Regions from separate parts of the Homo sapiens genome. Here region 2 is linked to region 1. A link is a loop called in an ENCODE intact Hi-C map of the cell type or tissue named here. Cell type or tissue: heart right ventricle. All regions are shown on one strand. Each heading gives the region's core, and the rest is flanking DNA. Links, peaks and the distances in the headings are about the cores only. Region 1 overlaps LINC01179 (long intergenic non-protein coding RNA 1179). Region 2 has its middle 35 kb from the start of TLL1.

Region 1 (11,814 bases), core at 1,476-9,475:
AGAAGTTTAATAATACCAAGTATTGGTGAAGATATAAAAGCAACAGATTTAGGAAAAAAAAGAGAAGACTTCCCACTAAAATTGAAAGTGTTCAGGCCGGGCACGGTGGCTCACGCCAGTAATCCAGTACTTTGGGAGGCCGAGGCGGGTGGATTACTTGAGGTCAGCAGTTCAAGACCAGCCTGGTCAACAAGCTGGGCGTGGTGGCACAGGCCTGTAGTCCCAGCTACTCAGGAGGCTGAGGCAGGAGAATCGCTTGAACCCTGGCGGCAGAGGCTGCAGTGAGCCGAAACCGCGCCACTCCACTCCAGCCTGGGTGACAGAGCCAGACGCCGTCTCAAAAAAAAAAAAAAAAAAAAAAAAGTGTTGATAAACTATAACTCCACAATTCCTCCAGGGACTTACTTTAGAGACAGTTTTGTATATGTGCATCAGAAATAAAAGATTATTCACATAATCAGTTCAAGTATCAAAAACCTGAGTGATCTCAAATATCTACCAGTAGCAGAATGGATAAATAAATTACGGTATATGCATACAACAAATCATTGTAAGTCAGTTACATACAACAACGATGACTCTCAAAGATATGATGTTGAGTGAAAAAGTAAATTCCAGAAGGCTGTGTAACAACATTTTTAAATAATGGAAGAATACACAATATGGTATTCAGGGCTGTACACACATGTAATACAACTAAAATTGGTAGGGACGATGTCAAACATTCAGAATAATGGCTATACCTAGAAGGTGGGGCAGGGAAAACGGATAGGAACAGAGTGTAGAGTATTGGATATGTGCTGGTTCGTTTTGTCAATATGCCTTGTAAATCAAATCTATTTCACATGTATTTTTTGGACTTACAAAATATTGTGAAAATAATGGAAAAGAAGAAGGCTGGGCATGGTAGGTAGCTCATGCGTGTAATCCCAGTACTTTGGGAGGCCTAGGCTGGAAGATTGCTTGAGACTAGGAGTTTGAGACCAGCCTGGGCAACATAGAGAGATCCCATTTCTCCATTAAAAAAATTTAAAAATTAGCCAGGTGTGATGGGGCACACCTGTAGTCCTAGCTACTCAGGAGGCTGAGATGAGGGGATTGCTCAAGGCTACGGGTTTGAGCCTAGTGAGCTGTGATCACACCACTGCACTCCACCTTGGGAAACAGGGCAAGACCCTATTTCAAAAAAGAAAGAAAGAAAAAAGTTAAAAGACGAAAGTGGTAAGAGCTGATTAAATGGAGCCTAAAGAAGAATTTTAAACTGAGGGAATAAAAATAATGTTGAGTCACTATTTCTCTTTTTTGGGTTTCAAGAATATTTTATGGAATGACAGGGAAGGCAAATCAGATGTCATTATTTCTCCACATTACAACCCAGAATTCCAAAGATTAGATACTTTAAAGTTAAGTTGCATAAAAATTGTATTTATTGTTCATACTGATAACCGTTTTTCTTTACTATATTTATTTATTTATAAATATTAGAGGAAGGCTTTTTTGTGAAAAAATGCAAATAAAGAGTACCTACAAATTAAAAATCTACAAATGTGCATACACACACACAAATTATAAAATATTTATACAAAATATTTTAGAAAAGTTACCTCTTATTATTTTTTTTAAAGAGCTTATGTTTTTAAAGGTGATTTTAGTGTGGAAGATTTGAGGTTTCATTCTTAGATAACTTAGTCTGGGAGTTGATTCTACAGCTGCAGAATCAGTGAATCTTGGTGATCGCTTGTGCAGAGGTCAGGGCCAATTGTCATACCACGCCTCTCCTTCATCAGAAAATTGTTTGGGTTTCCGGAGTCTGATAGCTGACTTCTTTCTGTAGATGGATACAAATACCACCAAGTCCTTTCCTCATTCTTGCTTTCCTTATCACCCATCCACCCTTTTCCTATATATACACAAAACCACCCAGTGAAGATCCTGAGAAGTATTTGCAAGCAATTTGCAGGATTTTTGGTGTTTTGTTGTTGTTGTCCCTGTACGTTGTGACTCCTGTGAAAAAAATTTTTTTCCAGTTTTATTGAAGTATAGTTGACAAATAAAAATGTGTATTTCAAGTGTACAGGGCCAGGTGTGGTGGCTCACGCCTGTAATCCCAGGACTTTGGGAGGCCAAGGCAGTTGAATCACTTGAGGTCAGGAGTTCTAGACCAGCCTGGCCAACATGGTGAAATCTCATCTCCACAAAAAATACAAAAATTAGCCAAGTGTGGTGGTTCACGCCTGTAATCCCAGCTACTCTGGAGGCTGAAGCAAGAGAATCACTTGAATCCAGGAGACAGAGGTTGCAGTGAGCCAAGATCATGCCACTGCACTCCAGCTTGGGAGACAGAGTGACACTCCGTCTCAAAAATTAATAAATAAATAAATGTGTACGATGTAATGATTTGATCTCCATGTACATATATATAGAGAGAGAAATGATTACCACAATAAGTTTTATCACATTCATCACCTCACAGTTACCTGTTGCGTGTGTGAGAATGCTTAAGATCTACTCTCTTAGAAATTTCAAATACTCAGGATAGTAAGTGTAGTCACCATGCTGTAAATTAGATTCCCAGAACTTGTATTTCTTATAACTGAAAGCTTAAGACAACTGTGTCACCTGCCCAATACTTCCTAAAGTATTTGTTCTGAGGATCTGGGGCAGGTGGTCATTGCAGGATGCTTGCAATATTGCCCCGCTAAATTCCATGATGAACAGTCATTTATTCTGAATTTTCAAGGATATGGTCTATAAATTTTCTGATACAAAATGATACTAAGGATGATACAATTTAAGTTACCAGCCAGCATCTTTTCCATGCCACTTAAGAACCAGCTCAGAGAATGAGGCCTTTTGGCTTGAAATAGATCTAGAGGATGGGGGCCAGATGGAAGGGACAAGTCTAGGAATGGCACCAAGGTCAAGTTTCACCTATGTGGCAATTCTGTGAAAGTTCTCAGTGTTTTTATTCCAAGCTGAATTATTTCATCTCCTATTGTTATAACTGGAAAACAGAAAGGAGTGTATTCAAAAACTACCTCCAAAAGTTAGATTTGTAGATTAGGATGGAAAGTATAAGGTTTCTGAAAAAAAAGTTCCAAGAATTTCATAGGAGGGTCTAGGAGTCTTAGAGGGAAAAGTACTAGAATCAGAATAATAGTACCTTGTTGAGAACTTCCCAAATCAATTAATTGGTTCTAATTACTTCTAAAAATTAGGGAGAACTCCTGCACTACCTTATCTTAACTACTGTGAAGAAAAACAATATAAATGTTTTAAAGGGCACAGTTATTTAAAATGTTATCTTTCTGGTAACAAAAAATAATTGTGATAAGAGACCTAAGTTGTAAACTCAGAGGTTAAGGCCATTTATTTTTTTAATGCGTCAATATTCATTATTTTTATTTGTATTTTCTAAATGAATTCCTAAATATATTTCTAAGTATATTAGGTGATCACAGTCAGACTAAGGTTTTTTTCTTTTTCACTTTTATCTCCAGGAAAAGTCAAATTGTAATTTGAAATAACCATTCAACAGCTTGCTTTTTTTTTTTCAACTTTCTAGCTACAGTACTTGTTTCCAAGTACTAGTTGGTAAAGAGAGGAAAAATTGAAAAAATAAATAAATCCAAACAAGGGGTCTATGTAAAATGTCCTCTCTATATTTTGTTCTGATTTTAATGAGGCAATCATGAATCTGGGAACTTGAGGGGAATGCTGGGAACTTGCTGTAACAAACCAAGGTTAAGAAAATTCTGAGTAGCCAAATCAACATTATGATATAGGCAATTAGAATTTCTCAGCATGAAGTCTTAAAATACAAGACATGAATATGAATCAGAGGAGAAATGCATATTTTCAGAAAAATAGCAACTCCTCTGAAGGGGTAAGGAAATTATGGTAATAGTAAGAGAAAATAAAATGACCATTCATTCATTCACACATTTAACAAATACTAATGAACACATGTTGTTCCAGGCAGGAGATATAAAAATGTCTAAGGCATGACACTTGATTTTGATCTCTAATCTAATATGTGTGAAAATAAGATCAGATAAAATATATGTGGAAATAGTAGAACTAACAAATTGTGGGTGAAACCTGTGTGCCTTGTGTATGAATCTAAGTCCTTATGTACTCATGAGCAGTAAATATCCTTGCAAAGAATGTTACAGAGACAGGATATTTTTTTCTTCATGCTGAAAGTGTAAAATGATCAAAATTGCACATTTTATATTTCATAAAGGACAATATTACTCAACCAGAAAATATAAGCGGATCCTCCTAACCAAAACAAAGGGAGATGTTTAGCCCAAGTCCATCCTTTGATGAAATAATTGGTAATTGGGAATGGGGCAGTGAGTGGTGGCATACATCCCAGCTCTGAGGATTTAGAAACAGCTAGATCTCATGCAAGCTTCCTGGATCTGCCCTTATTTTTGATCATAGACCAATAAGGTAGAGAAAACCAACTGTGAAAAGATGGCCCTCATGTGATCCAGGAACAGGAAATGTCCCTCTTCCACTCTTCTTTCTCCTCACCGCAACCTCAACCTCAGTTGAAAATAAAACTTACAATTTGAAAACGTTATTTATTCATCTATTAAACAAATATTCGTGAAGCACTTAGCAATGGACCAAGAATAATTGTAAGCATTAGAAATATCACCGTGAACAAAATGGTCACAACACTTGCCTTCATGAAGATTACAGTCCAGTGTTGAATGTAATTTATCAAATATTTATTTAATTCTCTTGTGTTTTTTGTTATTTATAGGTTCTGAAAGAAGCATGACACTGTCTCTGTCTTCCAGGAGTTGACAGTTTGCAGAGACATATACATCAAATTTTAAAATGTAAGGCAAATTAAAAAATATAAGTGATTAAAGGCAAAACTAAATAAAATTAGGTGCCTGAATGTACAATTAAATAACAACTGAGCGTTTCTCAGTGATGGCTACTCTACTCAGCATGACACTCAGAGCACCAGCCAGGTAATGTCTTTTGTCAGACAGGTGGTGTCTTCCTCTGCCATCTGTCCCTGGAGTGCATATAACAGAGAGTCAGGGACCCTGGAACTTCCAAAGAGAAAGAAAAATCACACTAGTGTGGATAATTGCAAGAGAATCAGAAATTTCCATCTAGAAGCCAAAAGTAGTTCAACTGACATTCAATCAGTAAGGAAATAGAATAACTTGCTCCATTTAAAACATCAGCCAACCAAACATTAAATAAACAAAAAAGACAAAATAATCATATGAAAACTAATTTGAGGACAACAACGCAACTGATCAATTTTCTCTCCTATCTTAGTCCTGATCGGGGCTTATTCTGAACTCAAACGGAAAGTAGGAAATGTTTTCTTCAGACCGCCACTGCGTGTGAGTTGTTCTCTTTTCTTTTTATATTATAGTACAGTTTCCCTGGGTTAGGCTTGTTCAGAGAGCCCAGCCCAGGCACTGTCTCTCTGTGGAGAGCCCTTTCTTGCACCTGTCAAAATTATGTTAACCTACCCGTGTTCAAATCCAGTACTGTGATTTTGCCTATTGCCAATTAATTTGGAGCTGTTGATTAAGGATATTCTTTACTATGTGACTGCATAAAATGACTGGATCCTTTTTCTAGATTTTGTTTTTTTAATTTTTTGCTGCTATCAGTTGATTTCCTTGCTCATGAGAACAGCTCTCTCCTCGTGGAGCAGGAAACATGGTCTGGAGCTCACTTAAGTGGTAGCAATGACAACACCACAATAACAAAGCTTTTCAGAAATAAGCAGTTACTTATTTCTGCTGCTGCCTACTTCATCCCATTTCCCCCCATGTCGAAGAAGCTTCTACTTCCTTCTGTCATTCCAATCAAAACAGGTTGTATAGTGCTAATTACTGAGAGCTGGTTATCCTACTCCTTCACACCTTGACCGTTAAATAATTCTAATAATGTGATGAGCCTGAAGGGTGAGGATGATCGTCACACTTCCAAGCAGCTGTGCTAACTGTTCTCTCCCGACCTGGGACAGTTAATGTCTTCCTTTCTTGATATTTATGTCTTGGGATTTGTTTACCTTCTTTTATTTATTGATATGCTTATTTTCCCCCAACGTGCTCAAAATAATAACTCAGTTATGTTTTCAAAAATAAAAGACAAATAAGAAAGAAAAAAACAAGCTTATGAACACAAAGTCTGAAAGATATTGCATTATAGTTATAATAAATACACTTTGGACTTAAAAAAAATTAGTCAGTTTCCATTAACTAATCATCACACATAAATTAGTAGCTTTTCATGAGTTATCATATTACAAGGCTCATATTCGAATTTTAGTTGCCTCTACTCTGTGCAGCCTCAAAGACTGTATGCTGGACAGAGCATGCAAATTCTTGAATAAGGCATAACGTGCACAATAAGAAATTAATTTTTTTATTGATAAATCTTTAGACAATGCTATATATTGTTTAAAATGTACCTTGCTGATTTTTAACAAGAAACAAATCACAGAAAAATCTAATGTTGGGTTTAAAAAAAAAAGAAAAAAATAATATTTTGAAACAAAACAAAATAAAAATGACTTTATCTTCCAAAGCCAGAGTGCAGCGCTAGCGGCTGAGTGGCTGACCCTAGTTTTCAGTATATTCTCCGTTCTAAGGACATTGACAGGAAACGGTCAGCCTGGAGATACAATGAAAGGAAACCCAGCAGTGAAGGTTTCACTGATAACATGTGATTTGAAGTCAGTGAACAGACCTAGCGGTCATTCACTTGCTTAGGCCAAAGTGTATAATAATCCAAAGGCTCCATTAAGATCTTGTCACAAAAGCCCACGGAAGATGGTATTTGACTCAGGGGGCAGGGCAGAACATTTTCCTACTAATAAGTGTGTTGCAATAGCTGCTATCAATATGAAGGCATTATTTTACAGCACTGTGTTAATCTAACATATGCTTGACCTAAAAATGCATATGTTGTAAATAAAAGAGGCCTAATTTTTCAGGGGAGCTCCTTTAATAATAAAGCCTTGACTAACCAGAGCAAAACCCTCTTCTTATCTGCTATTACCTCTCTCCATCTATCCCTATTTTCCCCTTTACCTTGGGAGAATAAGCTACTCTTAGTAAACAAAATTACTGAATTTCAATATTTTATTTTCACCACTTTGGATAGAACTCTTCCTCTGATATAATGTCACTATCCTGTTTTGTTAAATGAAGTATGTCCTATGATCAATCACTTAACTCTTTCTAACATCAATGACTATTCTGAACTACATTCAAAAGCCCGCTTGTTCCTGAACTATGCACACTATGCAGGCCCCAACAGCTTAGATTTGTTGTTCTATCTTTCCATAGTATTTGTATTATCTTGTTATCAAGGTTGCCATCTAATAAAATGTGAAGGATTAAGAGTCTGAATCCTCAGATAGAAGTGTGCAAGCTATTGGTCACCTTTCTCAACATTTCTCGTTTCTTTCTTTGACTTTAGAAAGTTAATAAATGAATGTGTTAAATTATGGGTAGAAATAAGAGAAAATGAATGCTGTGGAGACTTGAGGACTCCCATTGAGTAAGTTTTCTTACTCAGATTCTTGTAACAGATTGCTGTTACTCAAATATCTCTTTGGCAGCTTTCCCAGTTTTCAATAGGTGAGTGTGGTGTAAAACAAATTGTAACAAGGTAGGGGTTTTTCCATCTGAGTTAGACCAAAGAGCTGCATTACCCAATGGAAATATAATGTGAGTCAAATATTAACTGTAAATTTTCTCCTAGAAACAATAAAAAGGTCAAAAGAAACAGGCAGAATTAATCTTAATGATATACTTTATTTAACTCAATAAATCCAAAATAGGGCCGGGCGTCATGGCTCACACCTGTAATCCCAGCACTTTGGGAGGCCGAGGCAGGTGGATCATGAGGTCAGGAGATTGAGACCATCCTGGCTAACACGGTGAAACCCCATCTCTACTAAAAATACAAAAAAATTAGCCTGGTGTGGTGGCGGGCGCCTGTAGTCCCAGCTACTTGGGAGGCTGAGGCAGGAGAATGGCGTGAACCCAGGAGGCAGAGCTTGCAGTGAGCCGAGATCTCACCAGTGCACTCCAGCCTTCCAGCCTGGGTGATAGAGCGAGACTCCATCTCAAAAACAAAAAATAAAAAATAAATCCAAAACAGTGTTATTTAAACATATATATTTTAAAATAATGAGACATTATTCATTTTTTTCATAATAAGTCTTTGAAATCTGGTGTATATCTTATAAGTACAGCATATCTCCATTTGGACTAACAACCTTTCAACTGCCCAGTAGTCACAGGTGCTAGTGGCTATTGTATTGGACTGCACAGGTACACAGGATTTTTTCTTTTAATTTTTATGTCCCTATGGATCAAACCAATGGCATTTTAAAAAGTTATATAATGAGGGATTTCATGGAAAGGTCTATTTAAACCGAACTTGTTTGCCGAGAATTTTAGGTGGAAAAATGTGTTCTGTTCACTTGGGGCAATAGAGTGTTGATTTTGCTGTTAAATTATGATCTCCTGAGTTTAGATTTTTCTGTGTGATAGTATCGGAAGTGGCTCTTCAAATTAGCACTTCATGATAATGTCAAAAGTATTCATGTAGAATGGCTGAACTCACTCTTTTTGGATATTAATTATAATTAAAGTGCATTTTCACATACAATTTATCTAACGAATCTTTGTCATTCATTTCCTTTGTGGCAGGCTGAGAGATGAAGAGTTGCAAAAACAGACAGTTTCTGCCCTCAGGGAGAATCCATTCAAATAAATGAGAGCGGTATGAATCAAACAATCAGGTAAATAGATGTAAAATCACAACGGTGAGAAGTACTGCAAAAAACTACACTGTCTCAGGAACATAAAAAGGAGGTTTGACCTAGTAGGCAAGGTCAGGGAAAACTTCCTTGAGGAAATGGTGCTTGAGCTGAGATCTAAGGGATGAATAAGCCTAACCAGGCAGAGAGGAACTGGGAAGGATACACTGTGAAGTTTGATATTAATCTTTAGTTTTGTTTCATGAAGAAACTATGGTTAGGAGAAAACTTTTCACTGTGCCCAAGAGAATAGTTCTCGCCCAGATTGAATTCTTGGCATTTCTTCCTGAGAGTCTCTCATGAGCCCAGCACTGTCTTTTCCTGTAACGTTGGTGCCAAGTTACCCTTGTCTCTGCTTAGACATTGAGTCCACTCCAGGACTGGATATGCCTTTGATTTCTCCTTTAAAATGTAATGTGTGGAATAAACATGAATAGGAATTTCAATATAATTAATTCATCAGCTGGTGTAAAAGCTTTTGAAACATATTAAAAATATTTGAAGATAAAGAACTCTTACAAATCAGGGTTTTTTTTTTGCTGTTTTTTGTTTTTTTTGAGACTGAGTCTCACTCTGTCACCAGGCTGGAGTGCAGTGGCGTGATCTCGGCTCACTGCAACATCTGCCTCCCTGGTTCAAGCGATTCTCCTGCCTCAGCCTCCTGAGCAGCTGGGACTACAGGTGGGCATCACCACACCTAGCTAAGTTTTGTATTTTTAGTAGAGACGGGATTTCACCACACTGACCAGGATGGTCTCGATCTCTTGACCTCGTGATCCATCTGCCTTGGAGTCCCAAAGTGTTGGGATTACAGGCATGAACAAATCAGTTTTTAAAAAAGCAATTCAATAAATAAAATGGGCAAAAGACAAAAACAGGCAATTCACAGAAGATGCACAAATGACAAGAGCACATGAAGCAGTTATCAAAGAAATAAACAATAAAGCTTAAATATTTGTTTAGCTTGACTTACTGACAAAGACAATAAAGAACATTGCATGTCTCTAAGGAAACAGTAACTCTAAGACACTGCTGGTAGAAGAATAATTTGCAGCAACTTTACTGGAGGGCAATTAGTCAATACACATTTAAAAACTCAGAGTTTTAAATGTGACCTAGAAATTCCACTCTTGGAATTTGTCCTGAGAGACTAATAAGAGAAGTGAGAAAAAAATGTATAAATTTAGAGCTATGATAGCTATAAAGTGGAACCCACCTAAATATCCAATAAGAAGGGAATGGTTAAAAAATATATTATGTTAATAACAGTAAATATATTGCAAAATGTGACATACATGTGCATTTATTCATAGTGAAGTATATTCACAGTATTCTTGTAAGTGAAAAGCACAACAGAATAGAAAGCAACATGAAGAATATGATTCCATCTTTTATACAGACTCACACAATTTATGAATATCCTTACATTAGAACAATTTGGAAAATATAGCAGATTTTTAACATGCAATGGTGTAATTAATTATGTATAATTCATTTTATTTTTACTTATCTAAAATTTCTACTTTTTGTAGAAATGTTTTCTTATACTTAAGAAATACATTGTTTTTATAACAATTCTTCCTCTTAAGAAAAATTTTGAATAAAAGACTTTTAAAAAAGAAAAAAATATATATTACCTATTATGTTACCATCCAATGACAACTGCATTAATGGGAAGTATTTCCCTTCAGTATTTTTAAGGATAACCAATTTTTTAAAACATACTTAACTGGGCTTCTGAGACCAGTATTAAGCCTTGCCTGAGGGACAAGGTTTTACAGAGAATTTTCTAGTATCCAATTACAGGGTTTTTCCATAATAGGAGAATAACAGTTTATAATTAGATTGACACTTTAAGCTCTGTCCAGATACCCTTGTGAAAGGAGACACCATCTCTCCTCATTCTTGGCGTGCTCAATTCAATCAGATGTGGTTTTTCTAAGTCAATGATTCTCCTTAGGAATTTTGGCTGAATTGGGTAAAGTGCCCTATTAATAATTACACAAGACAGTCCTGTAAATACCCAGAAGTCTTATAGAATAGTTAGCAATAAGAATATAGTTATTAGTAGTCCTATTAAAGAATCACTGTACCAGTGGCTAAGACTCTGGAGCCAGATTGCTTGGGTTCAAACCCTAGCTCTGACACTTTCTAGCTACGTAATATAAGGTTTTTTTTTTTCTTTTAACTTTCTCTGCCTTAATTTCCTCTTCGGTAAAATTGGAAAAATAAAAGCATTTACTTCATAAATTCTTGGGAGAATTAATTGAGTTAATATAGGTAAAACACTTATAGTGGTGCTAGGCACAAAACAGAAATACCCAAGAAGTGTTAGTTTCTATTATGATTCAGAAATCATACCTACTTGGAAATGATATTGGATGCGCAGTGGTTGAAGGGTGAGGAAATGTGATTTGTGATCTCATCAGTACAATTCATTGAACAAATGTGTGCCCTCCATGAATATAAGATGTTCTGTACATATTATCACACTAATCTTTACAATCACACTCTAAAGTAAATGCTATTTCCAGCTGAAGGCAGTGGCTCACGCCTGAAATCCCAGCACTTTAGGAGGCCGAGGTGGGTGGATCACCTGAGGTCAGGAGTTTGAGACCAGCCTGGCCAACATGGAGAAACCCTGTCTCTACTAAAAATACAAAAATTAGCCAGGCATGGTGGCAGGTGCCTGTAGTTGCAGCTACTCAGGAGGCTGAGACAGGAGGATTGCTTGAACCTGGGCGGTGGAGGTTTCAGTGAGCCGAGATCACGCCACTGCACTCCAGCCTGGGTGACATAGTGAGACTCCATCTCAAAAGAGAAAAAAAAAGTAAATGCTATTTCTGTCTTCAGGATTATAAAACCGGGGTTCCTACAGTTAAGTAACTTGTTGAAGTCACACATAGTTAAGAAAAAGTAGAACAGGAAAGAGGGGAGGCGTTCTCTTGGTTTGCACCTTTCCTTTGTTAGAGGAATTTCTGAATTAG
Region 2 (11,814 bases), core at 2,320-10,319, 71 kb before region 1:
AACTTAAAGTAGAGCTTTTGAAGAGCAGGAAGGAAGAAATTATCGTTTGCAACGAAGCTGTTACAATACGACCACCTTAAAACTAATTTTCTGATGCCGTGTGTGTGTATATGAGTGTGTGTATGTGAGCGTGTGTGTGTGTGTGTGTGTGTGTGTAGGATACTCAACGAACAATCAACCTCAGAAATTTGGCTCTGATCCATCCTGGGCTGCCAATAGAGACCTGGCCGGAAAATGAACTCCATTAATTAGAGTGCAGAGTCAAACATGGTTTTATTCATTGGGCCAGACACAAGTCAGAAAACAGGCTTGATGTTTTTCACATTAAAGAAAAAGGATGCACAGAAGTTACATTATTAGGAAATTTTTAAAATTTGATTGAGAAATGTTTCAAAAATGTCTATGTAGGAAGGAAAGTATTTTTCAAGCAATGCGTATATAAAATTAATTAAAATATAATACAAATAAATCTTTCTATTTTAATTAGCTGGAATCCAGTGTAAATTTTTTAAAAGGCAATAATGGGAGGCAGAAGGGCTTGCATGCTAGGAAGAGGATACAATGGGGTGTCAACAAAAGAACAGAGCGTTCTGAATAGGACTTAAGATTGAAGTGAGGGAGTCAAGTGCTTCTCTAGCATTCAGGAGCAGGAACTGGGCTAGATGAAGGCCTGAAAATACTAAATGTGAATACTCACCCCAAACTAATTTTCAACATATTCATCAAATATTTTATGTTTCCAAAAATAAAACTTTTTAATTTTTTTTGAAATAGCAAATATCAAATTTTAAAAATGGTACCCGTGCTTTGCTCTTGCTCCTGGCATAGCACAGTTTACTTATTGGGTAATCCTGGATAGTGCGGCACTAGGAAAGGGAACTCGGAGGTGCAGAAGGTGCTGGAGACCAGCATGAACGCTGTAAGTGGCGCAGACATCATGCTAACAAGAGTGGAGCTTTCCCATAATAGAGGTGTATTGCTTCTGGGAGAAAAAGTGAACTAATTGGTTCCGAGTTGAATGGTTCTAACAGAGAAGGTGTTTAGTCCTGGTTTGCAGTGAGGCATATGCTATGTGAGATGTGGAAGACTGTGTTTCTTTATCTAAGTAGTTCTGAGAATGATAACAGGAAGTCAAACCGTGATCCAAAAGGTATATTTTGAATTCCTCTATCCCATCAATAATAACTTTCATTTTTTCTTTCACATTTATCGTGGCTCTCATTTTCCAACCTTATTTGTTTAGAGGAGGCTTAGTAAGCCTAAACCAAGGCATTTGAACACATACACACTATTTCACTATCACTCACACTTGAAAAAATACAGAGGAGAAAACCTATTAGGTTAGTTGTATAGCATTTTCAATATGGTTATTGTTACCATTATTGATTTTTCATTATAAACCTTTACACAAATAAAAAGAGGTATGAATTTTACAGGGGTCTTGATCCAATGGACACACATGGTATTATGAGTTTAGTTTCTCTTAGAATGGTAACTAACCAGAAATGTAATCTACAAAATTGTCAATAAAATATTTAACATTACATGTTCTCCCATAGTGAGAAATCAGACAATCTTTTTCTGTCCTTCAGACAATTGAGTTTAGAATAAAAACAGTCAAGACAGCAAAAATGTCACTTTCCATGAGGGCATTTATTATTCCTTGACAGTGATGGAAGTGTATTCAGAGATCTAGAGTGCCCTTGTGTGACATTAACCTGCTGATGATCCATTCCATTCACCTAAGCTGAATTAATAGTCAGAAAAAAAAACTCAGGTAAATATTAGCAGAGGAGGCTTTCTTATTCTTTTTATTTTTTTATTTTTTTGGTGGGGAGTAGAGATGGGGAGGAGCCAACATTTTGTGAAATATCCATTTAACAGAGAAACCTCCTACATAGGATCTGAATCTATTTTTAGTGCTTTCTTGCTCACGATTTTACAAAGAATGAGCAATAGGCCAATATAAGCCCGTGTATTTAGAATCTATTTCATTTGGAAAGAGAGGTAAGCTACGACATCGGGTTACCAGGTACTTTGCCGGCTTTACATTTGCTTATGTTTGTCCCTCCTGGCAGTTGCTTACACTGATTAGGTGCATTAATTCAAGGGCAAAATTTCTTAGTCACAAAGAAAATTGCATTAGTGCCCAATGACTATGGGATCATTCAGAAAAATAACCTGAGGATTTATGCAGCACCAAGTTAGCTGGATGTTTGGCATTGATTTTTTTAATACTAGATACGATTGTATTTTCTTAAAGATTGAAGAATACTTCTCCAGCCTACATTTACTAGGTAACAATTTCATGAGTCTTTTGTATTATGTTTTTCTCCATATAGGAAAAAAATGAATATCAGTTTTTAGATTAGACAGGCAAGAGGAAACACTTGAACATACCCTGTGTATACCAGGAATTGCACAAGATGCTTCCCATAATTTACTTGATTTAGTTCTCAGAAAAGCAACGTGTAAGCATTATAATCTTCATTTTGTGGTTAAATAAACTAAGAGTTACAGAGAAGGTTATTTGCACACAGTGTTTTAAATTCAAAGAGCTTCTGTTAGAATTTATTATGATGGATTTTAAAAGTCCTGCATATCATGCCGTATTGTACAATCCCACGGAAACAACTGTTTGCTGCTCATAGGCACATGAGACACTATAGTTGTGATTCAATAGTACAAGCATTCAGTATGTGAATGACGTTTTTCTGCCTTCTAATCCTAGATGTGAGCTAAATATGATTGAGTGTCTTTGGTTATATGGGAATTTAAATAATACTAATTTGATGTCATTGTTATTGCTGCATTTTATAATATTGTTAGACATATAAACAGAACTGAAATGTCACTGCAATACTATTTTTTTGTCATTGCTCAGTTCTCCATTGACTTTATCATATAAATTAAACTTTGGATTCCTCTAAGATATTTTTTCTTGTCTAATACCTCTTGTGATTTTTTTCTCTCTTTTTAAGGCAGTGTAACTATACCTACTTTTGAATATACTGTTATGCCAGCTCCTTCTAGAAACTAGTCTCACAGAGTCAATAATTTCACACTGAAGTAACCCAACAAAATGTTTGATAATACACAAATATACTAATAAACCATACGGTTTTCTCACTAAGAGTGATTCTGTCACCAATGATTGAAATAGCTGCTTTTTCCCTCTGCCACAACATTCTGGATTTTTTGTTGTTTCTCTTGTCTTCTCTCTTCAGTGACCTCCCCCTCCCTCTCTTCTCCCTTGCATCTCCTCCTCCTCCTCCTCTTTCTTCACCCCTCTCTCTTTTCTTTCTCTCTCTCTCATATGTTCTCTCTCCCTCCACCCCCTTTAGTAATCCTATCTCTGTCTGTATTTCTCCCCCTTTCTTCCCTTCCTCCAGTAAGGTAGTTTTTTACAACCTTGCCTTTTTCTAATTAACACCTACAATGGGCTGGCCATCGTCCTAGACTTTAAGCACACAAAATATTGACTCAGTTCATGTTTCCCTTCTTTCTTATTCTGTTAAACTTCCTCTCTTCTTGAATCCTGAGCTAAAGACTCCATGAGAGCTCCCTCAATTTCCTCCAGACAGAAATAATCCTTCTGTATTTCTGCTGAAAGAGTATATTAATTATAATATTTTGTTACAATGAAATAATGTTAGTTGGGGTTGGAGGTGGTATGATGTGCGCCCCATCATGGAGATTAGCACAGGATTAGAATTTTGTGGTAGAAAATTTACTAATGGGATATGTTAAATGTGGATAAGCAAAAGGTGACTACATCCTGTAGCTACTCAGACTGCCTGTCACTTACTCTGGAGAGCAATATGGAAGCATGGAAGATGTGTGAACGATGTTAGTCTCAGCATCCAGAGACCCTGGTCCAGGTCTTGCTTCTGTCTCTTGTTAGCTCCTAGCACTGAGTAATGGATTTTATCCTTTTGAATCTGAATTTCTGTACTTCTGTATTCTGAACATCTGTAAAATCGATAAACTGTCTAATAATTAGACAACTCCTAATGTCCTTTCCCTTTATAAATCCTAGGATGTGAGAAACTTTAAATGCCTTGAGGAAGTAAATCTTGGTGGTTTATCCACTCCTGTGTTATAAACTACCTTGTCTCCAAATGCCAGCAAGGTTTAAGTATACCTGATTTAGTAAAGTTATTTTCTCTTAGTCTTACTTGCTGTCTGGCTGTGGTAGGTAAGGTTTTTGTTTTGCTTGGGTCTTGTTCCTGTTGCCTCTCACTGTGTCTTGAAAACAATACAGTAGTTTGAATGAAGTGAGATGAGGATAAATATTGTCCTCACAGCAATGGTAGCCAAAGTTCAGCAAGTAGAGAGTGGGATAATGGCCCATTTCCTCTTTTGTATAAGCATGGGTGGTAGCCAAAGGTGCTCTGTTGAATTTTGCTTCCTGTATACACTATGTATCATTGTGTGTGCTACTCGGGCCAAACTTTAGAGACTATGCCAAGTGGAATTTCACACCAGGTTTGGAGGAAGGGAAAGACAACAAAATGAACTTACTTCCCCTCTCTTCACCCTATTCCCACCATTTACCAAACAAGAGGGAAGACTCATATATAACAAACATTTTCAGTGGAACACAACTCTAATTGGCCAAAAGGATGAATCAAATAATGATTTGTTGTTTTTGCCTTGTGTCCCAGCAAGAATTCCAGGCGGTCGTAATCAACTTGATCATGACGGAGGGAACATGCTTTCCTGCCCTCTACTGACAGAAACACTCATTATGACTAATTTCCCAGCTTCCAGTTATCTTGTGATCTAATAACACACCTGTAAATGGGGCCTTGTGTACTTCCAGATTTAGTGTGGATACCCAGATAATGCTGAGGATGTATGAGATGAAAAACAAAACAAAACAAAACACACACACACGCACCTCATCAGTTAAGTGGAAAGGGGATTTGGAAGGAACTAAGCATAACTACAGAATCATGTCAGGAAAAGTCAGTGCAGGAAAAAGATAGAGGACAGCCAGCAAAGGAAAGGAGCCCCAGACAGCTGCAGAGGTAGAGAATCATTGTTTAAAAGAGAGCTTTGGCAAAAATCGAACCAACGAATAGGTGAATTGGAGAGCAACCAAAAATGTGGGGTGGATGGCTTATGCTCTGTGCCTCAGTGTTGCCATCTTAAAACGGCGTCCACATGAAAGGGTTACTTTGGAGGTTGAAGGAAGTAACACAAAACATTTAGCTTCATATATATTAAGTGATGCAAAAATAGAAATTATTGTTATTAATATAATGATAGTAAAGAACGGGTGATTATTTCATGAACAACTTAAGAAAAAGCATCGTTCTTTTGGCCTAGAAAAGGGAGAGATTGTGGAAAATAAAAGGGTGTAATCATCTTAAACTACAGAAAGAAGAATGGAGGTAAATCCTAGGGTGAGAAAATAAAATATAAAAGACTTCATAAATACAATTATGTATAATTTCATTTTATCTTGACACAGAGAAGTAAATTAAAAAAGGGAATTAGAAGCAAATCTAACAATCCAAGATTTTCACATTGAGAATTTTCAATTACATTTAAAAAAAGTCTTAGGCAGGAGTCAGAGCAACTAAAAAAATAATAAATATGGAGGCAAAGGCCAAACAAAGGAGAACAGGGAAATCCTGGAAACTTCTATTAGCCTGCGTAACTTCCTTCCCAATTATACTCATGGAAGATATATTAGTAGAACAATTTGTAAACAGCTTGATATATTCCAAATCTGACCAATCACAGCTAGCATTTTTTTTTAAGCCAGGTCATCATTGTCCTTACCAGGGATACTGGTATCTCTATGTGAGAAATTTCCAATGACTGTGGAGTTAGAATTCTCTGGCAGAATCAACTGGCTGCTTTCCATGATAGTATATCCTCTCCAGACTGAGTAAAGGCATTGTCTCATTTCAATGAACTGAAAGTGTGTTTAATTATGAGATGGAGCTCTAGTGTGCAGTAAATAAAATAATTTGTTAAATCAGTCTTTCACTTTCTGAGAGTTTTAGATGTCTGGTGAAAAAAGGGCAAGAAATATATATACACAAAAAAAGCTCATGAATAGAAACATCTTAGGACACTGTGTGTGTGTACCCCACAGACATATATACCATATCACAATATGTATATGTTTTCCCATAATGGAGGGGTATTGTTATTATAGTTGTTGCTGTTAAAAAAGAAAAATGGGCTGGGCGTGGTGGCTCCCTCCTGTAATCCCAGCACTTTGTGAGGCAGAAGCAGGCGGATCATGAGGTCAAGAGATTGAGACCATCCTGGCCAACATGGTGAAACCCCATCTCTACTAAATATACAAAAATTATATTAGTAGTGTAGTCCCAGCTACTCAGGAGGCTGAGGCAGGAGAATCCCTTGAACCCGGGAGGCAGAGGTTACAGTGAGCTGAGATCATGCCACTGCACTCACTCCAGCCTGGTGACAGAGTGAGACTCTGTTTAAAAAAAAAAGGAAAATAAAGAAAAATGAAAAGTTGGAGAGGAGGCTAAGTATAAATTGTGGAAATGCAGACATTGGAAATGTGTGCTCTCCCATATCTGCAGCTATAAATAATTATGAGAAATGAATGGGTAATGGAGTTCAGTTAAATTTTGTGTTTGGAGGGCAACTTGAAGATGAGACTGAATTTGAAAGTGAGCTATAGTTCAGATCTGTAAGAAATCATAGTATGCTTAAAAATCCTGGATATCATCTAGAATGTAATTTTTTTAACTATGTAATTTTTAAAATAGATCTAGTTACTGAATTTTCAGACATTGATATGTTTAGTTCATGGCTCACTAGATCCTTGGTTCTTTGATAAATGAGATTCCTCAGCTTGAGAAAAATTGTTGTTTTACTTTGTGGAAATTGTCCTTTATTCCTGATAAAAATGCCGTAATATATGTCTTTTTATATTCCATTGTTGTCTAATAAGTTGAAAAAGACTGTTTTGGATTCTCCATGCAATTAATTTTTATAGGGAAGGGTATCCATAGTATAAGAAAAGAGATACTTTTCATGTATAGAATGATGGGAAAATGTTATTTGTATATGCACAAAACTTACTTGACAAGATAAAAGGGTTAGCATATATAATATTATCCATGCAATCCTGAATATGTTTAAATCCCTAGCAAAGTTTTCTCTTACCAACATACTCATTGTCATTCTTTGTATTTACAAAAGAGAGTATGTTAAATCTAAATGTTCATGCCTGTCACAGACTCCAGCTAGACAACCTAACCTGAGCTGTACAGAGGTCTTGATTGTATTTCATGAGACATTAAGACAGTTTGGGACGGGCGCAGTGGCTCAAGCCTGTAATCCCAGCACTTTGGGAGGCCGAGGCGGGCAGATCACGAGGTCAGGGGATCGAGACCATCCTTTCTAACACGGTGAAACCCTGTCCCCTGTCTCTACTAAAAATACAAAAAAATTAGCTGGGCGTGGTGGTGGACGCCTGTAGTCCCAGCTACTCAAGCAGGAGAATCACTTGAACCCAGGAGGCGGAGGTTGCAATGAGCCGAGACCGTGTCATTGCACTCCAGCCTGGGCAACAAGAGCGAAACACTGTCTCAAAATAAGTAAATAGACAAACAAAACATATTTATAACAGGTATTTGCTGCTGGTTTTTTTGTTTGTTTGTTTTTTGCATTAGAATAGTTTTCTAGTATGCACAGAATTCAAATGAATTCGTGGTCTGCATATTAACAAACTGGTAGACTGGAGATTGGCATATGTAACTAAAGATGAATTATTTGAAATGGAACATAATGGAAAGATAAAAAAGACTTGAAAAAAAGAAGGCATATTGTCTAAACCATCAACGATGGGTAAAAACAACTGGAGTGCAGGCTTAATAATAGGTAATGAAAAATGAGGGGATAATTAGGTGCTGTCAGAGGGATGAGAACAGCCTAATTGTATTTAAATCTGCCTAAAAAGGTAAGCAGCACTTTAATTAAATTTATAAATAATACTAAATTAACAGATATTACAAACCCCAAAGGTTTTTAGCTTGCTTTCCACTCCAACTAATTTTGTAGGCAGATTAAAAAGGCTGTTTTAATCATTCCTATCTGACTAATCTAACTTCTAAAAACTGAAAAACATTCTATTCTCACATTCTCAATTCTGTACATTTCCTCTGCTATATCTCTAATAGATCTTAGGGATTTATCCCGAATTATGTAGAAACAACCACATGGGGAGACTTCTGGTAAGCATCGTGGAAAAGCAAACATGAAGCTGAGACAACAGAAGTTACAAAAAATACATCTAAATGTAAGCCAAATATAGTTAGAAATTTTGATTCATTCAGAGACAGGCAAATTAAACTTGAATGTAGGCCATAATCTAAACGATGTGTAAACATCTATATAGTAAAGGAGATTTAACCAGGGGCCATCAACCTAAGCTTAAAGACACGTAAGACCTTAAGGAGCTAGTCAACACTAGCTACAACAGAAAGACACTCAGTTAATGCAGATCACCCTGAAGACTTCTCAGGCAGGCTAATGACGTGTTTAGATAGGTGCACCTGGATGTTTATTCCCAGACTCAGCTGTACCTCATTCCCAAATGCCAGAAGAAACTATTTGTCATCAGAGAAGTTTGCAATTATAGCGCTCACGTCACAAAAAATTTTCCATGAGAAACTCAATTTTTTTCCCAAACCTAGAAGCTCATGATTACACACAACATCACAGCAAAGTCAAGATGAACTCAAACAGAAGGATTCCTGATACATTTTAAATATCCTATGTGGTCATGTCATGTTGGCCAAAATCCAGTGATGCTGACTGTATGAAACCAATATATTTAGTAGAGAATTTGAATCCCAGACAAATATTGAAATAAATACTTTCTTCAAAATGGAGAAACTTCATTATTTACCCAACATTCACAACAAACAGTGTTTTGATCATTGCTCATATTTTTGCTTCCTGAAGGAAAGCTTTGCAACTAGAAAAAAAAAAAGTTAGGTCAAAGCTCAATTATCTAAATACCTTTACAATTCTAACTTGTTTACCATTCTTTAAGTCATTTCCAGGCTTAACAAATAATAGTAGCTTTTCATCATCTCAGCTTTGGGCTTGTGGGAAAATTATTAGACAATGAAATAAATTAATTCCCCACCAAAACGTACAAAGTTTAATATAAACAGCCTTTACCAAGAAAAAATATAGAAAGATTTTTTTTAGTTGTGTGCAGATCCAGTCATTGTTGACTCTGGGAAACAGTTGACTTCTTCCTCTAACTGAAGGCAGCTTCACTCAAAGTCTCATTTGTTCACCCTGCACCTATTTCCTAGGAATTCCTCAATCTCCCAGCATCTTTTCTGATAATTGTACCATCTACACATTAAACTAAACTTGTTCCTTATTTCTCTAGCGGCTCTTCTCCCAACTTTTCCAGGAGATAAGTAATTAATTCAATAAGCAAATTTGGCTGAGTGTGACGGCTCACGTCTGTGATCCCAACACTTCCAGAGGCCAAGGCAGGAGAATCTCCTGATACCGGGAGTTTGAGACAAGTCTGAACAATAGTGAGACTTCTGTCTCCACAAAAAAAATATAAAATTTAGCTGAGTGTGGTGGCATGTGCACCTGTAGTCCCAGCTACTCAGGAGGCTGAGACAGGAGGATCACTTCGGCCCAGGAGTTTGAAGCTGCAGCAAGCTAGGATTGAGCCACTGCACTCCAGCCTGGTTGACACAGACCCTGTCTCAAATAAATAAATAAATAAATAAATAAATACATACATAAATGGTGAATATTTATTAAGCAGATACATTCGCATATAAATAGTAGCTTTGGTGGGCTACTGATGAACTATGTTTTAACCCTAAATAAGGAAGGTACAACGCAGTCAGGGCTCTGATCTGTTAGTATTTTCCTAATTTTAACACCTAGTCTAATATATTAAGGGTCAGCATTCTTCAAAATGAGTTCCAGTAACATACTTTAAAGCAAAATATCATTGAAATATAATGGAGGTAAGCTTCATTCCTACTACCTGCACTAATAGTATCACTACCGGGTACTCAGAGGGATTTCACATGATAGACACTTGTGCAGGGAATTATTTCACTGGTTCTATTTTCAAGAATCTTCCTTGTTCAAGAGTTAAATCACTATTGCTTTTGTAACATGTGACAGATTTGTTCTCTTCTCTCTCCCTCCCTCTCTCTCTGCCAACATTGGCACCCTGGTTATTCTCATGCTGCTTTACATAATTGGTCTCTGAATAGATGAAGCTGCCACCTGTTCACAAATATAACAAATCACTCTCCTTTGAGAGTATGATTTTACTGAATTGCGATGGGATAGTGGGCCTGGACAGCACATTCACATCTGAATAAACCTATATTCACCCTTCATTCAGTCTGGTCATTTCTCCTAATAGTGTAAGTACTATATTTAACTGATAACAATGTAATTATTATCTTGATCTTATTTTGATTTTAAGTAATTCTTCCATTTTACCCTTTTCACTTTTTTTCTTTAGCTACTTTACATCACTTCCACCGAGAATAAGCTATGTCCAGATTACCCAATCAAAAGCAAAGTTAGCTCTCCCCAAAGACATTCCTCCAATATAAAATAATCATGATATCACATTTCTGGATCTTCATTCTTCATCTTGCCTAGTTCTAAGAATACGGGCTCTCAAAATAATAATTTTATTCATTTTTAATGTATTGAAGTCATCTAAAGGTTTTTGAACAATGGGGAAATCAGCATTAACACATAGCTAGAAATGCATTGTGTCTTCCCATTGTAAAGTGTTTTAAAAGATTTAAAAGGATTAACTGTCATTATATTACACAGCAAGATTAAGTGGCTAAAGAAAATCTCATTGCTGCAGGGTATTTCTAACCACATCCAAGGTGGTAGACACTGTCACCTGTAAAAGAAATGATGAGTTAGTGGGTGCAGCACACCAACATGGCACATGTATACATATGTAACAAACCTGCAGGTTGTGCATACGTACCCTAGAACTTAAAGTATAGTAAAAAATTAAAAAAAAGAAAGCGTGAAGAAAATTTACAAAGTCTCCTCAGTTGAAGACTTGGTGACATGTAACTTCTACTTGAAATAAGTGATTTAAGAGCTAAATCAGATCCCACTATATCAAGAACATTACCCTATTTTCTACCAGAAACGTTCCCAGTGCTATTTGTAAAATACATACCAGAAAAGGACTTTAACATGATAGTGAAGTTGACCTGATGACTAGAAAGAATACAGACACCCAACAACAACAAAAAAGGATAATATGCAAATTTCCCCATCTTTGAACATCATCTAAATTCTTGATTCCTAAAAGGAAGGGTAGCATTTTTATCCAAAACCTCAAAAAGATGTAGGAAATGTCTGATAATGTCTTTGACTACCACACCTAAATAGCAAGTGAGTTTTCCACCCCCCAAACTCCAAGTTTTATAATTACCATGTTTTATGACATGGTATGTGTGAAAAAACATACATATAATATAAAACTCTGTATAATGCATAACTTAGTTCATGTCTCTAATATAGATATTTAATCTTACAAAGTGTGTCCTGCTTGTGAGTCTTCATAATTTTCAAATTGGAAGTAGCCTTTGAAATTGTATAAACTTTTTATTTTATAGATAAAGAAACTGAAATCCTATAAAATCTGTAAATCCAGAGAGGGTTGCTCCATAAAAGGAGTGACCACATCTATTTTATTGATTCTTGTATCCCTATTGCTTCACAAAGTGGCATGCAAGCACTTGATAAATATTTGCTGGAAGAATGAATGAATGACAA

What was found. A loop is a pair of places that touch in the nucleus more often than their neighbours do. Peaks named below come from ENCODE experiments on the same cell type or tissue, not always from the same donor. Only the 100,000 strongest peaks of a DNase experiment are listed, where the experiment ranks them.
Region 2: a loop joins it to region 1, with 2.5 times the contacts of the local background. A loop is called at or near these places in 3 of 110 quality-filtered maps.

Annotation. Positions count from the first base shown.
Region 1 is chr4:165,761,080-165,772,893 of GRCh38, reverse strand. It overlaps LINC01179 (long intergenic non-protein coding RNA 1179), which reads right to left. Exons shown (of 6, transcript NR_121676.1): 6 at 10,116-11,638. Among named protein-coding and RNA genes, the nearest start is that of LINC01179, 82 kb to the right of the region's middle. In heart right ventricle, for the core only: no CTCF peak of the experiment used is centred there; no DNase peak of the experiment used is centred there; H3K27ac peaks cover 464 bases.
Region 2 is chr4:165,832,736-165,844,549 of GRCh38, reverse strand. No RefSeq gene overlaps it. Among named protein-coding and RNA genes, the nearest start is that of TLL1, 35 kb to the left of the region's middle. In heart right ventricle, for the core only: no CTCF peak of the experiment used is centred there; no DNase peak of the experiment used is centred there; H3K27ac peaks cover 2,786 bases.